Linked DNA regions of Homo sapiens: all the other regions are linked to region 3. A link is a contact called in ENCODE Hi-C data. All regions are on one chromosome and are shown on one strand. The core of a region is the stretch at or near the end of the contact, and the rest is flanking DNA. Distances in the headings are between cores, read along the strand shown. Region 1 holds the start of HIVEP1 (HIVEP zinc finger 1). Region 2 holds the start of RANBP9 (RAN binding protein 9). Region 3 holds the start of ATXN1 (ataxin 1).

Region 1 (4,380 bases), core at 1,454-3,953, 4.7 Mb before region 3:
ATACATTTTGAGAAAATATATTGGATTTGCCACAAAACAAGCCTAAAGAAGCTACTTTATAGTATAGCCAGGTTTCCCTGCATCCTGATATCTGGGAAGAATTGTAGGCAGAATTAGGAAAAGAAACTGCATTTAGAAAATTCAAAAACTTACTAGGAAACTATTCTGTATTGTATATATTTCAAATAAAAGTTTAATATCGGTTTGCTGCTCAAGGAAATAGTTGAAATGTCAAAATTTACCTATCGTAATTCGAAATTGCATGTATGTTTTGTTAGAAAGTTCGTAGTAATGCTGAATCCTACATAAACATTGTGTTGACAGTATGTTGTGCTCAACAATTATTGGGTTAAACGTTATTCATTCAGTTAGCATTTTTCACTTCCAAAGTGATACAAACTTCACTCATTATCACATTACCTTTCTCCTGACAGATTAATAGCTATACGTTCACAGTTAAATGCATGTTTACTTTTGGATTCAAATAACCCAGTTGGGAAGTTACATTATATACTTTTTTGGTGATTGCAACCTATTGGATATCATTTCATTTCACAAATGAGAGATGGTTATAGCACAATGAAAATAAAAATTGCATTATTTCATCGTAGGGTTAGCATTAGTATGCTAGACATAATTGTACATGTACACAGTTGGATGATCTTTGCTTTTATAACCAAATTTACTTTGTAGTAGGCATATTTCTCCCTTTACATGATATTATTTTTGGCTACACACTCGCCATTACTGAGTATTCCATTTTTAATCATTCCCATTCTGGTGGTTTGAGCTTTTCTTAGCTCAAATGAGCCAGAGGTACGATTTCCTCAGGGGAATTTTAGGGGTCAACTCCAGCAGGAAAAACCTAGACGTCGTTATGGAAGCCCAAGGGAACAAAACAATTCAAGTTTGCACAGATGGCCAGCTGTCTTAGTGGTTGTATGGTCGTTTAGCATTTTTATTCCTTAAAAGGGGAAACCAGTTTAGTTTCATCAGGGATTTTTTTTTTTTTGCATCAATTTTGTTTCACCTTATTCCTCTCAAGTTTGAGGTGGCCCGTTAAACCAGCCACTTTTGCTTCTTGAGGTGGACCTGTGGAATTTCTGTGCCCCAAACTGCGAACGTTCTTTAGGTCTAACCCTGAAAACCTTCGTTACCCTGGTCCAGCCCCTCTTCACTGCTTTGCCATGGATTTCCACTCCTTGCTTTCTCTACTGCTTTCTAGCAGCCGGGGTCACACCTTGGTTCATGCTAATTACTCCCTCTTCCCCTTTCACGCTCTCCCCTCTTCCCTGGAGCCCGGTCCGACGACCAGCCCCGCACCCCCCTTTTCTGTCCCCGAAGTCCCCTCCCGGGTTGGCCCTATAAGCTGTCAGGCTGGCAGGCAGGGGTTAATTGCGCTCGCAGCTTCGGCACTGGGAAGCACCAGCGGGGCTTTGGAGCGGCCTCTGGAATAACCTTGGCTTTCCTCGCTCTTTTAATAGAACATCCGCCACCAAAAAGTGGTTTCAGTTCAGGGTTAACATGTCCCCTTCCACTCTCCAAACCAACACCCTGCCCCCTCCGTTTTTTTAAAAGTTGTTTTTCAAAGTTAATGAGTTTTAAGTTTCACAATGACTTTCCCCTTCCTTCTACGCGTTGCTGAGGAAACCCCCTTGGGGTCCCCCCCCCCCCCCGCCTCCCCCTCCCCCATTCTGCCCGGGCGAGGGGCGGGGCCGGGAGACCCCATGACGTCAGCGGCCGGCCCACATCCTGCTGTAGAAAGTAAAGAGACGGTAAAGAGAAACTACGGCCCCGCCCGTCCCGTCCCTCTTCCCGGACCAACCGCCCCCAACTGAGCGACCCCGCCAGGCCTTCCCGGGGCCGCGTGACTGGCCGGGCCCGCCCCTCCGCCCCCGCCGTGTGCTGGTTCCCCAGGCGTCGCGACCCAGGGCTCCCGCCCCCCGCGTCCCTAACCCCGCCCCTCCCCCCCGGGCTGCGCTGCCACCTCCTCCCGCGTCCCCCTCCCGTCCCTGCGGCGGCTCGGCCGGGCGGGGCGGGGAGGGGCGAAGCGGCGGGTAGGTGGCGGGGCCGGCGCGGTCTGGGGCCCGCCCCGCCGGGGAGACCCGGGGCACTGGCTCCGGGTTCGTGCCGGGCCGGGCGCCCATCCAGTCCCTACACCCGGTCAGAGCTGGCGGCCGCGCCGGCCCAGCTGGGCCCCGGCGCCTGGGCGTCCCGCGCCCCTCGCCCCGGCCTCAACCCCAGCCCCCGCGGGGACGCCCCCTCCCCCGCCCACGCGTCGCCGCCCGCGGCCTCCCCTCCTCCCGCCCCCGGGGATCCCCTGCCGCCCCGCCCACCCGCGGGAAAGCCTCCGACCTTCGCCCTGCCTCCCCCGCGCCGCCCGGCCCGCGTTCCTCCCGCCGGCCCCAAAGACGCTAAACGTGCCCTACTCTGCCCCGGGGGAGAGGTAAAGCCCGCGCCCGTCCTTCCCGCCCCGGGCCCCGCGGCCCCAGGGTCTGTCCGCCCGCCCCGCCGCGGCGCGCGCCCCCCAGCCCGGCTGCCCGGCTCCCTGGCGGCCGCGATCATGCCGTGGCTCCGGGCGCCGGCGAGCTTCGCCGCCTCCTCCGCCCGGCGGCTGCGGCCCCCGCCCGCGCGCCCCGCGCTCCCCCCCCCGCCCCCCGGCCCGCTCCCCTGTTTAATATTTCAGTGCTGGGTGGTGTGAGCGCCAGTCGCCGGCCTTCAGCGTGGCGGCTGCTGGGCGGCGGCAGGGTGGCGGACGGAGCGGGGGACCGGGGAGCGGCGGCCGCCGGAGGAGGTTATGTTTGTGTTTGGGGTTGTCAAGTGAAGGAGGGATCCCAGGCGCCGCCGCCGCCGCCGCGCGGGGGTCGCGGAGATCCCGAGCCGCGGCCGCCGCCATCAGCAGCGCAGCTCCAGGGCCGGCTGCAGCGGCAGCGGCTCCGCCGGGCGTCCTGGCAGCAGGTTCGGCGCGGGCTCCGCGGCGGGGGCGCTGCAGCTGGGGAGGGCGGCGGGGCGGAGGGGGGGGGGGGCAGGAGCACATCCCTTCGGCGGGCGGGGGGCGTGCGGGCGCGCGTGTGTGTGTGTGTGTGCGTGTGTGTGCAACCGCCGACCTTGCAGAGGGGATGGCTGCGTGCGGGAGACCCTTGGCACTTCTGGGCGCCCTCGCCGCGCGCGAGCCGAGCAGGTACAGAGGGACCCAGCCTCCCCAGCCGCCTTCCAGCCGCAGACGCATTTTGCAAGAGGGTGGGGGGTGAAAGAGACCAGGCCTCGGCATCCCAACCTCCCGGCTTTGTGGGTTTCTTTCCCTTTCGTTCTTTGCTCTAAGTGCCTGTTTACTCCCGGCCACCTGGGTAGTTTCTTTCCGGGTTGGGAGTGCGCGCCAGCTGCAGTTGGGAAGGGGGCGGTGGGTTGGGGTGCGGGTCGGCTCGGGCTCGCCTTGGGGTCGGGCTCGGGAAGGAGTTGCTGGCTGGAGAGGGGAGGGGGCGGCGGCGGAGCAGGCGGCGAGGAGGAGTCTCAGGGCTGCCGCGCTCGCCTCATCTCGTCCTCCTCCTCCTCAGCTCTCTGCATCCACTCCAGGCTCCTTCCTGAGCTGGCACTTCCATTCCCCCCCTCCTCCTGGCATGCGAAGCGCTTTGTTCAGTGCAGCGTTGCAGAGGGGTTTTCCCAGGCTCCGCCCTCCACATTCATTCATGTTTTTTCTCCTTGCAACTGTCTTTACGCTTTTTGATCGTGTCATGTTTTTGCTCCATGTAGTATTTATTTCTTTCCCGTAAAGGAACGGTTTATCACTCGTCCTAGTCGCTACAATGCTGCTGTCTTTGGAAATACCCACTTCCCCCCACAAGGATTTAAATATGGGATGGACAGCTAGGGACAGTGGGTAGGCAATGAACGGGGTAGCAGAAAGCCTTTACGGACAGGGAATGTGCATATTTTACATTTATGCTCCGGATCCCATGGGATCACATGATTGGATTACAGTCAGAGTTCACGCTTTAAAAACTTCCAAATATCGTTACCATTTAAAAGCTTTAAGTTTAACAACGAACGTAGTTAAGCATTCATGCAATTTATTTGGTTCAGCTGTGTCTCAATTCTTTATTGAATCAGAACCTTCCTGAATTAGATAGTGGATGTTTCTTTAGAGCAAGGAGCTGAGAAACCCTATCTTTTATAGATCACTTAGCACAATGCTAGATGAAATACTTAGACCATCATTTTTTTTTGTATTATTTTACCATGTAGTTAAAAATTGCAAATAATTTTGTGCTGAGCTGACATACAGCCAGATCAGGGATAAAATACTGAAGTTAATCGTGGCCTTCTTTACCTTCTGTTTCTTTGCTGTAATGAAACCATAAATTTCTAAAACCTTATACTGGG
Region 2 (4,400 bases), core at 475-2,974, 3.0 Mb before region 3:
AACCTAGGAGAGGTAGGTGAGGGAGGAAAGGGGCAAGCACAAGCCTAAGGTTGTTGTTTTTAACTGCAAGTGCAAAACATAAGCCAATTTTCTTCAAAATACTAAGCTGCATTTTGTTCCATCTTCGTTTTCAACAAGACTTCATGTGATATCAACACCTAAGGACCTGTATAGGGCACTTCCAATCGGGAGGGGTAGGTTTCTGCTCCCCTAAGAAAAAGGGTGTTCCTGGGGTTCCCTTCTCTTACCCTCCCGGTTGCTTTTACTAAAATATATTGATGGCAAACTTGGGCCCCTTGTCCTTTTGTCCCCCTAGACAATCTCTGGCCTAATTTTGATTACTCCTCCCCCTGTGTATCCCTGCTCTCTCTTAATTAGAAATCATACCTCAGAATCGTGCCTCTCTTCCCCCCTTGTAAGAGGAGAACGCCTGACCCACCACCTGGAGAACAATGTAACCCAACTCCGAGTCCATGGATTCCTCTACCCAAGCCCCAAGATTTATCTCCCAGGGAAATCAGAAAGCCAGTTCTGTCCTGTCATCCCGGATTCCCTCAAGGTGTCCTGCTCCTGGTCTAGGATTACCAGCTCCTTTCTACCCTGGGGCATTCTACTCACCTTCCTTTTCCAAGAATCTCGCCCCTCACCCTCGGACCCTTCACCGCGACCCCCGCGCCCACCCGGAGCAGCACAACAGGCGGCGAGTGGCCTCCGAGGGCAGAGCCCGCGAGGGCGGGGGTCGGGGGCGGGTCGAGAGCGGCGCAGCGGCGGCCGGCCACGTCGGGTCAGTGCCCCACTCCCACCGCAGGACACACGCCCAGTACCTTTGTAGTGCACCCGCAGGTTGTTCTGAGAGAGGCCGATGTAGCTGAACTTGTCCTTCGGGCTCCAGGACCGAGGCAGCGGCGTCTCTTGTTCGTCCACGGCCGGGTAGAGACGCTTCAGCCGCCGCTGCAACTCCTTCTCCTGCTCGTTCAGGGCCGAGTCCCCGTGAGGGAAGGGGGCCGCGGCGCTGCTGCCCGCCACCAGAGCTGGGGTCGGGGCTCCTCCAGCCGGGCCGGGGCCCGCTGCAAGGCCCGGGGGAGCGGGCGGCCCGCTGGCGGGGGCAGCCGCTGAGGCAGGGGGAGGCGGGGGCGGCGGCGGGGGCGGCGGGGCCGCGGTGGCCGGGGGCGGCGGCGGCGGAGGGTGGAGGAGCAGGGCGGCCGCCGCGGCCCCTAAGCCTTCGCCGCCCGCACCGCCGCCGGGCGAGCCGGCCGGAGAAGAGCCGGCGCTGACGGCCGGGGGCGCCGGCAGGACGACTCCGGAGACTGGGGCCAAGGCCGCCGGCGGTGGCGGCGACAGCTGCTGCTGCTGTTGCTGCTGCTGCGGCGGCGGCGGCGGCGGCTGCCCGGACATCCCGGCCGCGACTCAGCCTGCGGCCACCTCCACCTCTTCTCTCCTTCCTCCTCTGCTTCCCGGGGGCGCTGTCGCTGCGGCCGCCGGCACCAGGCGCCCAGTCCGCCCGCCCCGGAAGCAGGCGGCGGGCCGCGCGCCCAGGGAGACCGCGGCGGTTGAGGAGCTCGGAGACGCGGGAGTAGGCGGCGGGCCCGGGAGGCCGGGAGAGAACGTTGGCCGGAGCGCGGGCGCGCGGCCCGGGGACGAGGCGCCGAGGGCGGGGGCGACGCGGGAGCGCGGGAGGGGAAGGCGCGCTGGCGGCCGCCGCGGCCGCTGCTCTCGCGGCTGTTTCCCGGCGGGCGGGCCGGGCCGGCGCGAGACGCTGCGCGCGGGCGGCGCTAGGCGAGGGGGCGGGACGGAGGCGCGAGAGAGGCGCGAGCGGTGCGAGGGGGCGGGCCGCGGGGCTCCCGGCTGTGCGCCGCGAGGCGTCCTCCCGGGCCCGCCAGTCGCTCGTGGGCAGGATCGCTGGGCTCCCGGCGCCGCAGGTCCCTTCGGAGGTGTCCGCCTCCTCTCCCTTGGCGGCCGCCGTCGCCCCCCTCGCCGGCGAATCCCCTCCCACTTGACTTCTTTTTGTTGTCGTCGCCCCACCTCCCCACCGTAGGGCTCCTCGGAGCCGAGGCGCCGCTTCTCGTCCAGGCGAGAGTAATCGAGCCCCGCTGGGGCCGCCGCGAGCCCAGGCCCCGGGGCGCTCTAGGACCCGTCGGCCCGGGGCGTGCGGAGCGGCTCAGGCTCCCCGCGCAGTGCTGCTAGCTCTCGCCTCAGTCCCGTTCCCGTTTGCCGCCTCCCTCCAAAGAGGAACGCATTGCCTTTGGTACTTCAGTGTTTAATTCCGTAGCATTGACCATATGGGCAGTAGAAACCACTTCTGAAGGCAGTCTCCCACTTAGAATAGTGACTGTTTCATTAATTAATTTTACGAGGACTCACAGTGAACTTAACAGTGGTAGAAGATGTCATTAATAAAGACCGGCATATCTTCAAAAAGCAGGAGCAGGCACTGTATGAATACAAGATTATAGTGTGTGTTTAGGAAGGGCTTCTAGAGACGTCAGAACATTTTATAGACTCGTTAATTTTCATAACAGGGTTCTTAGGTAACAGAAAATTATGCCCATTTTTAAAACAAGGAAATATTTACCGAGATCAGCAGAGTCAAAAATAGGACTTCCTACTTTGCAATTCCCAATAGAATGCTTCGTCGACTAATTTGGCACAACTTGCCAAGTGTTGCTCTCTGACCCATCATAACATTACTACTTTGTTTTCACCACTTCCCTTTGTTTAGCTTATCCCTCCCTAGCTGGCAAAATCAGGCTTTGCATATGTAAATTGTGTGATGTAAATTCTGATATTTTGTTTGCTTCCAAAGATATGATGGTAATCATTTGGTCAAATAAGAAATGTTTTGCCGAAGAGAAAATTATTTCGTTTTGAAGAAGGTAGGCCAAAGGTGATTTAATTTAAGGCCAAGATTATCTGGCCAGAACAAATAACAGAGTCATTCGGCCTAATTTCTCCCTCAGTTACCCAGACAACTAGATGTTCTGTTGTACTTTTATTATTATTATTATTATTGTTTTGTCGCCCAGGCTGGAGTGCAGTTGTGTGGTCTCAGCTCACTACAACTTCCGCCTCCCGGGTTCAAGCGATTCTCCTGCCTCAGCCTCCCAAGTAGCTGGGACTACAGGCATGTGCTCACACCCAGCTAATTTTTGTACTTGTAGTGGAGACGGGGTTTCACCATGTTGGCCAGGCTGGTCTCGAACTCCCGACCTCAAGTGATCTACCCGCCTCAGCCTCCCAAAGTGCTGGGATTACAGGCGTGAGCCACCATGCCTGGCCTCTGTTGTAGTTTGATAGAAATATCCATTAATTTTAACCTGTTGTTTGATGACTTTTTTTAAACCACTGCACTTTGAATCACATGATGTCACTGTATTTACAGTGTTCTAACACTTTCATTTATATTACAGTAACAATGAGTTCAATGTAAGCCAAGCTCTATTTAAATGTACGATAGCCATGTTAGAATAAATGGGCTCCAGACGTCATTAAACTTTCTTGAAACACTTTTGAAGATGTACTTTTTTTCTGTCAGCACACTTAGGAACTATCTAGAACTTTCCGTATCTTAGGAACAGCTGAAGGAATAGAATTGTCTAACATTTTGTTGGAAGCATTTTATAAGGGGGACTGGTGGTTCTCCATCAAGAAATTAATGATTTCAGTTGTGGGGGAGGATGCTGTGAAATGAGTACTTTCTCATATAGAAGGAGATAGAGAACATTGATAACGTCCTTTTGGAAAGCTACATACTTGGTTATATTTATAAGGAGACATAAAGGAGTTCATACCTTTTGACTTATCTATCAAAAAGCCAAACAACACAATCTAAATATGAAAATACTTTAGGCTGAAAAATGTTCCACAAGAAGTATTAATGGTAGATTAAATATAGAAGCAAATCAAATGCCCAACCGGAAGAGACTAGAAGAAATTCTAGTCACATGTGAAATTCTAATCACATACCCCACTCAGTGGAGTTATGCTACAGGAGCACATATAGCACATTCGTGCCATTTTTTTTTAAGGTATCCCTTCTGGGCAGTGGAAGTGCCAAAAGAGGTCAACCAATTAGAAAAAGGCACCCCTTCCTCTTGACTTAGTGGATCCTGGGCCCACCTTCAGACCCACTCTCTCCAGGCTTCTTGCACAGGCACAGCCTGAAACAAATATTTTATGGCCTCTTAAAAATATGTTATTGAAGACATAGAAAAATGATTATGATATGCTAAATGAAAAGAGGCAATACGATAATTATAGCACTGCCAAAATCATTACCAAAAAGACATGAAGGAAAAATTGTAAAATGTTTCCATAATGGACAATTATAATGCATTATTAAAAGTAATGTACTTTTATTATGAAAATAATAGAATTGTACATAGATATGTAAATAGTAAAAA
Region 3 (3,953 bases), core at 1,454-3,953:
AGGAGGTTCAGGGGAGCCCTTCAACCTCTGCTTTATGTAGAAGATGGCATTCAAGTCCATTTATTTGCGGAGCTGCTAAAATATTGACTGATGCATGCACAGTGAGAGGGCAATCAGAGGAGATTAAATGCCACAGCGCTAGCCGTTATGGTGCAATCCCTTTCCAAGAGTTCCTGTGCAGGATTTTCTCTTCTCTCTGGTGGTTTCCTCAGACATAAGCTTCACTCCAAAAAAAGCTCAAGTATCAAACTACCTTTACCCATCAAATAAACCGAAGGGTGGGCTTAAGGGGGGCTTCTAGGAACTGCAGCCTCCTAAAAAACCCAAACAGAAATGTCTCAGCTAACACTGTTGAAAAAGTAACTAGCTGTGCCTAAAAATAACCAAGTAACTACCCACTGCTGTGTGCAATATATAACAATGATGTTTAAATATTAAAAACAGCCTGCATTATAAAACACAAATGTCATTGAGATGTGACTACTAGATTGCCAAAGGAGAACTTATTTGCATACACACATTCCCGTGCATGCACGACAGGATGTGCAGGGAGAAAGCCACTGTAAGGCATTAGTTTTTATTCTGTGGGTGTAATAGGGTCTTCTAATTTTGCTAATTGTATCCTGTGGATCTCGCAGGGAAGCTAAGAATCTCTTCGGGGACAGAACCAGTTTGGAGGAGTCCCTACTGCACAGCATACGGTAAACAAAATAAAAATAGCTTGCCTTTCTTGTTAGCCACATCGCGCATTATATAACCAGCTTCTTCCGACTGTTTTTTTTTTTTTTTTTTTTTTTTTTTTGCCCTTACTACTCTTCAGCAATTTCCCTCTTCTCAAATATTTATATTACCCTTTTATCTGTAGGATTATATACCAAGAAAGCAAAACAAAACAGAGCAGCCACGGGCTCGAACCGAATCCCCGCCGTCCTTAGAAACGGATTTTTTTTTGTTTTGTTTTGTTTTCTGGCAGAGTCTCGATCACCACCCTACTTCCACCCCCACTAAGGTTCTTGCTCAATCTCCCTAGAAAACCTGAATTGTTTCATCCCTTTCAGTCAGCCCCCTACGTGGTCTGAAACAAAATGAAAGCACAAGCCACGGAGTTTAAGAAGGCAGCCTGAAGGCGGGGGGCTGAAGAGGGGTCGGGGCGCTGCAGAGTCAGCCAAGTAGCCAAGGAAGGGCCCCCTCCGCGTCGCGACGGCCCTCGCCCCCCGCCCGGCGCGCGCGCGCACAAATACACACACACAGTCACTCACACACTCACTCACACTCACGCCGCGCTCCGACACCGCCTCACCTCTCGCTCCGCCCGTCCGGCCCCCTTCCCTGCCCCCTGCGGGACCGGCCTGCGCGCAGCACTGGAACCACGTAGGAGGAGGCGGCGGCGCCCCCGGGAGTGGCAGAGTCTCCGGCCCGGCCCAGAGTGAACGAGCAGTGGGGCTCCAGGGCGCATCCCAATCCCCGCAGCGCCTCCTCCGCGGCGGCCGCCGCCTCCTCCTCCTTCCCCTCCTCCTGGCTTCATTCACCCTCCCAGCAGCCGCGCAGCCGTTCACTCCCGGCTCAGGGCAGCGCCTGCCGCGGCTCCTCGTCTCCTGCCGCGGGTGCTGGCGGGGGCGCCGGCCCGGACTGGGGCGCTCGCGGGCTCCCGGCTCCGGGCGGCGGCTGCCGCTGCACATGATCAGGAAGCGGCCGCACCAACAGGGCGGCGGTGGCGGCGGCGGCCAGGGCCGTCACCGCCACTCCAGCCGCGCTCCAGGCACCCGCACACCCGCTACCCCCGCGCGGTCCCCGAGGCCACCCCTCTGCGCCCCCCGCCCGGCACCCGGCCGCGCGCAAAGTCCCGTCCCGGCTGCAGGAGCAGTCCCTTCCCCGCCCGCAGCCGCACACCCGGCGAGGCCGGCCCTCCGAGGGGAGACCCCCGCCCCAGGGCGCCGAGGCCGGGCGACCACCCGCGGAGAAGTCCAGCCCTCCGTGAGACCCCCTCTCTCTCACCGCCCTCTCCGGGGAGGAGGAATGGGAAGAGGGCGGCCGGGAAAGGGACCACCCCCCAACCCCAGCCGCCGCCTCCCCCCTGCGCCACCCGGAGGGAGGAGGACATGGCTCTCCGCACTTGCGACCGGACCAGCAGCCGGGGGAGCGGGGCGCCGCCGCCGCTCTCCCCGCCCGCGCCCCCCGCCCGGGCGCGCCCCCTAGCCCGGCGGGCGCCCACCCAGCCCCTGACAGCCCCCCCGCCGGCCGCCCCTGCGCCCAGAGTGGGGGTGTCGGCCCGGGAGCCTGGAGCCGGGGACGGTTGTATGTACACACATACACACACACACACACACACACGCACACACACAGAACACGACGCGTCGATTTCCTTCGCTCCTCTTCCAGCTGTTTTCCGTGCAGCCGATTGGGGTTTTGGGTTTGTTTGCTGGTTGTTGCTTTTGCCCCTCTCGGGAGATCGGGGGAGGAGGGATTTTAATCTAAATAAGGGGAGAAGGGAATGGGGGAGGGGGGAAAGAATCGGAGGAGGAAAAAAAAATAGTCACTTACTGTAAAGTGTAAATGGATCTGGGGTTGCGTGGGGAAGGGGGGGCAGAGGGAGAGAAACAATGTCTTGCGGCTGCTGTTGCTCTGGCTGCTGCTCCACGGGGCTTGTTTTGGATCCCCCTGCAGTGAAACAGGTCCTGTACGGCTCCGCCACTGTAGTAGAAATGATGTCTGCGGTATACTCTGCTCTCTCCTCCTCCTCCTCCTCCTCCTCCTCCCCCTCCTCCCGCTCCCCTCCCCTCCCTCCTCCCTCCGCCCGCCCGCCCTCCCTCCCTCCCTCGCGCTCTCTCGCGCTCGCTCGCTCGCTCGCTCCAGTATGTAAATGTGTAATAGAAGCCAAATATGGAGCAGTTGGCTGCCGCCGCCGCAGCTCAAGGATCCGACTTCATGGGGGTGGGGGGCACCCTCTGGCGGGCGGCCCGGCGAGCCGCACAGAGCACGGCGAGCGCACCGCGCGGCGGCCGGCCCGCGCCCTTAACCCTTCGCTGCGCGCCGCCCGGGGAGGCGGGCACCTTTCCCAAAGAGTGGCTCGGGATGGGGTGCGGGGGAGGGGAGACGCGGACCGGAGGGCAAGGTTCCTTCCAGGTTTGGGAAGGGGGCGGGGAGCTGGGCGATGAGGTAATTTGAGCGGTGACGGGTCGGTCCTCGCGCGCCTCCCTGGGTCCCTGCACCTAGTTGGAGGGGACTGAACGACAACGGGGCGCTACTCAGGCAACCTGGGGGACTCCCCCAAGGGCTGTCAGGCTTCAGCTGGGAGCCGATGCAACACCCCAGCGGGGAGGGGAGGTCGGCCCATTCTAATCCCGACGTGTCCTTGGTCCCAGGCGCTCGGAGCAGCATCTGAGAGGGCTCACTCTGATCATCAGCTGCACGTTAAGCCACAAACCGGCGTCGCTTCGGCGTTCCGGAACCCAGGCCTGGGGGCCGCGGGGATTGCCTCTGCGTGCAACTCCGGAAAGTTTCAAGGGGTCCCCCGACTGCACAGGTACCCTCACCTTTCCTGCCGGCGAACGCTGGCGACCGCCCGACCCTGCCCTCTTTCTCTCTTCGCACGCAGGTCCGGAAATCGGCTTTGATATGGAACTACTCCGCTCTAGCCTGGAAAGGAGACCCGCGCACTCCTCTCGCAGCTAATTTCGGATCATTAATTTAATCGGAAATGAGGTAACCAGTGTAGGAGACAGAGAAAGCAACCGGAGCATCAAATGGCAGTTCTCGAGAATCGACGAGGAACTTAAATCTGGACTCAGGGTTTCAGTGCGGTCTCCGACTCCCACCACCCCGCCCCTCCGCCTGTCTCGCCGCCAGGTGTGACCTCCACGCGAAGGAATCTTCTTCGGATGGGTGCACCTTGCCAACAGGTGTGGCACCTGGAGGACTAGGAGGCGCCTCCAGACTAAGGGCGCTCAGTGCGG

What was found. A loop is a pair of places that touch in the nucleus more often than their neighbours do. Pooled maps may share reads with other maps.
Region 1: a map of CD4-positive, alpha-beta memory T cell shows a loop between it and region 3 (32-fold over the local background). The contact joins the promoter of HIVEP1 here to the promoter of ATXN1 in region 3. A Hi-C loop is called at or near these places in 2 of 168 maps with a recorded cell type or tissue (CD4-positive, alpha-beta memory T cell and naive thymus-derived CD4-positive, alpha-beta T cell) and 9 of 50 pooled maps.
Region 2: a map of CD8-positive, alpha-beta T cell shows a loop between it and region 3 (7-fold over the local background). The contact joins the promoter of RANBP9 here to the promoter of ATXN1 in region 3. A Hi-C loop is called at or near these places in 2 of 168 maps with a recorded cell type or tissue (CD8-positive, alpha-beta T cell and naive thymus-derived CD4-positive, alpha-beta T cell) and 7 of 50 pooled maps.

The regions. Positions count from the first base shown.
Region 1 is chr6:12,009,609-12,013,988 of GRCh38, forward strand. It overlaps HIVEP1 (HIVEP zinc finger 1), which reads left to right and starts at 2,704. Exons shown (of 9, transcript NM_002114.4): 1 at 2,704-2,958. RefSeq lists an enhancer at 755-1,299 and silencers at 1,629-2,538, 2,719-2,858.
Region 2 is chr6:13,710,111-13,714,510 of GRCh38, forward strand. RANBP9 (RAN binding protein 9) reads right to left here and starts at 1,725. Exons shown (of 14, transcript NM_005493.3): 1 at 825-1,725. The coding sequence starts at 1,395. It overlaps LOC124901264 (a long non-coding RNA gene), which reads right to left and starts at 2,644. Exons shown (of 2, transcript XR_007059462.1): 1 at 2,573-2,644; 2 at 2,242-2,431. RefSeq lists silencers at 670-789, 1,050-1,099, 1,180-1,299, 1,460-2,229.
Region 3 is chr6:16,758,757-16,762,709 of GRCh38, forward strand. It overlaps ATXN1 (ataxin 1), which reads right to left and starts at 2,704. Exons shown (of 8, transcript NM_001128164.2): 1 at 2,542-2,704. ATXN1-AS1 (ATXN1 antisense RNA 1) reads left to right here and starts at 2,382. Exons shown (of 3, transcript NR_136240.1): 1 at 2,382-2,410; 2 at 3,363-3,523; 3 at 3,596-3,953. RefSeq lists silencers at 1,112-1,471, 1,482-1,961, 2,032-2,161, 2,638-2,797, 2,805-3,020 and 1 more and an enhancer at 3,158-3,953.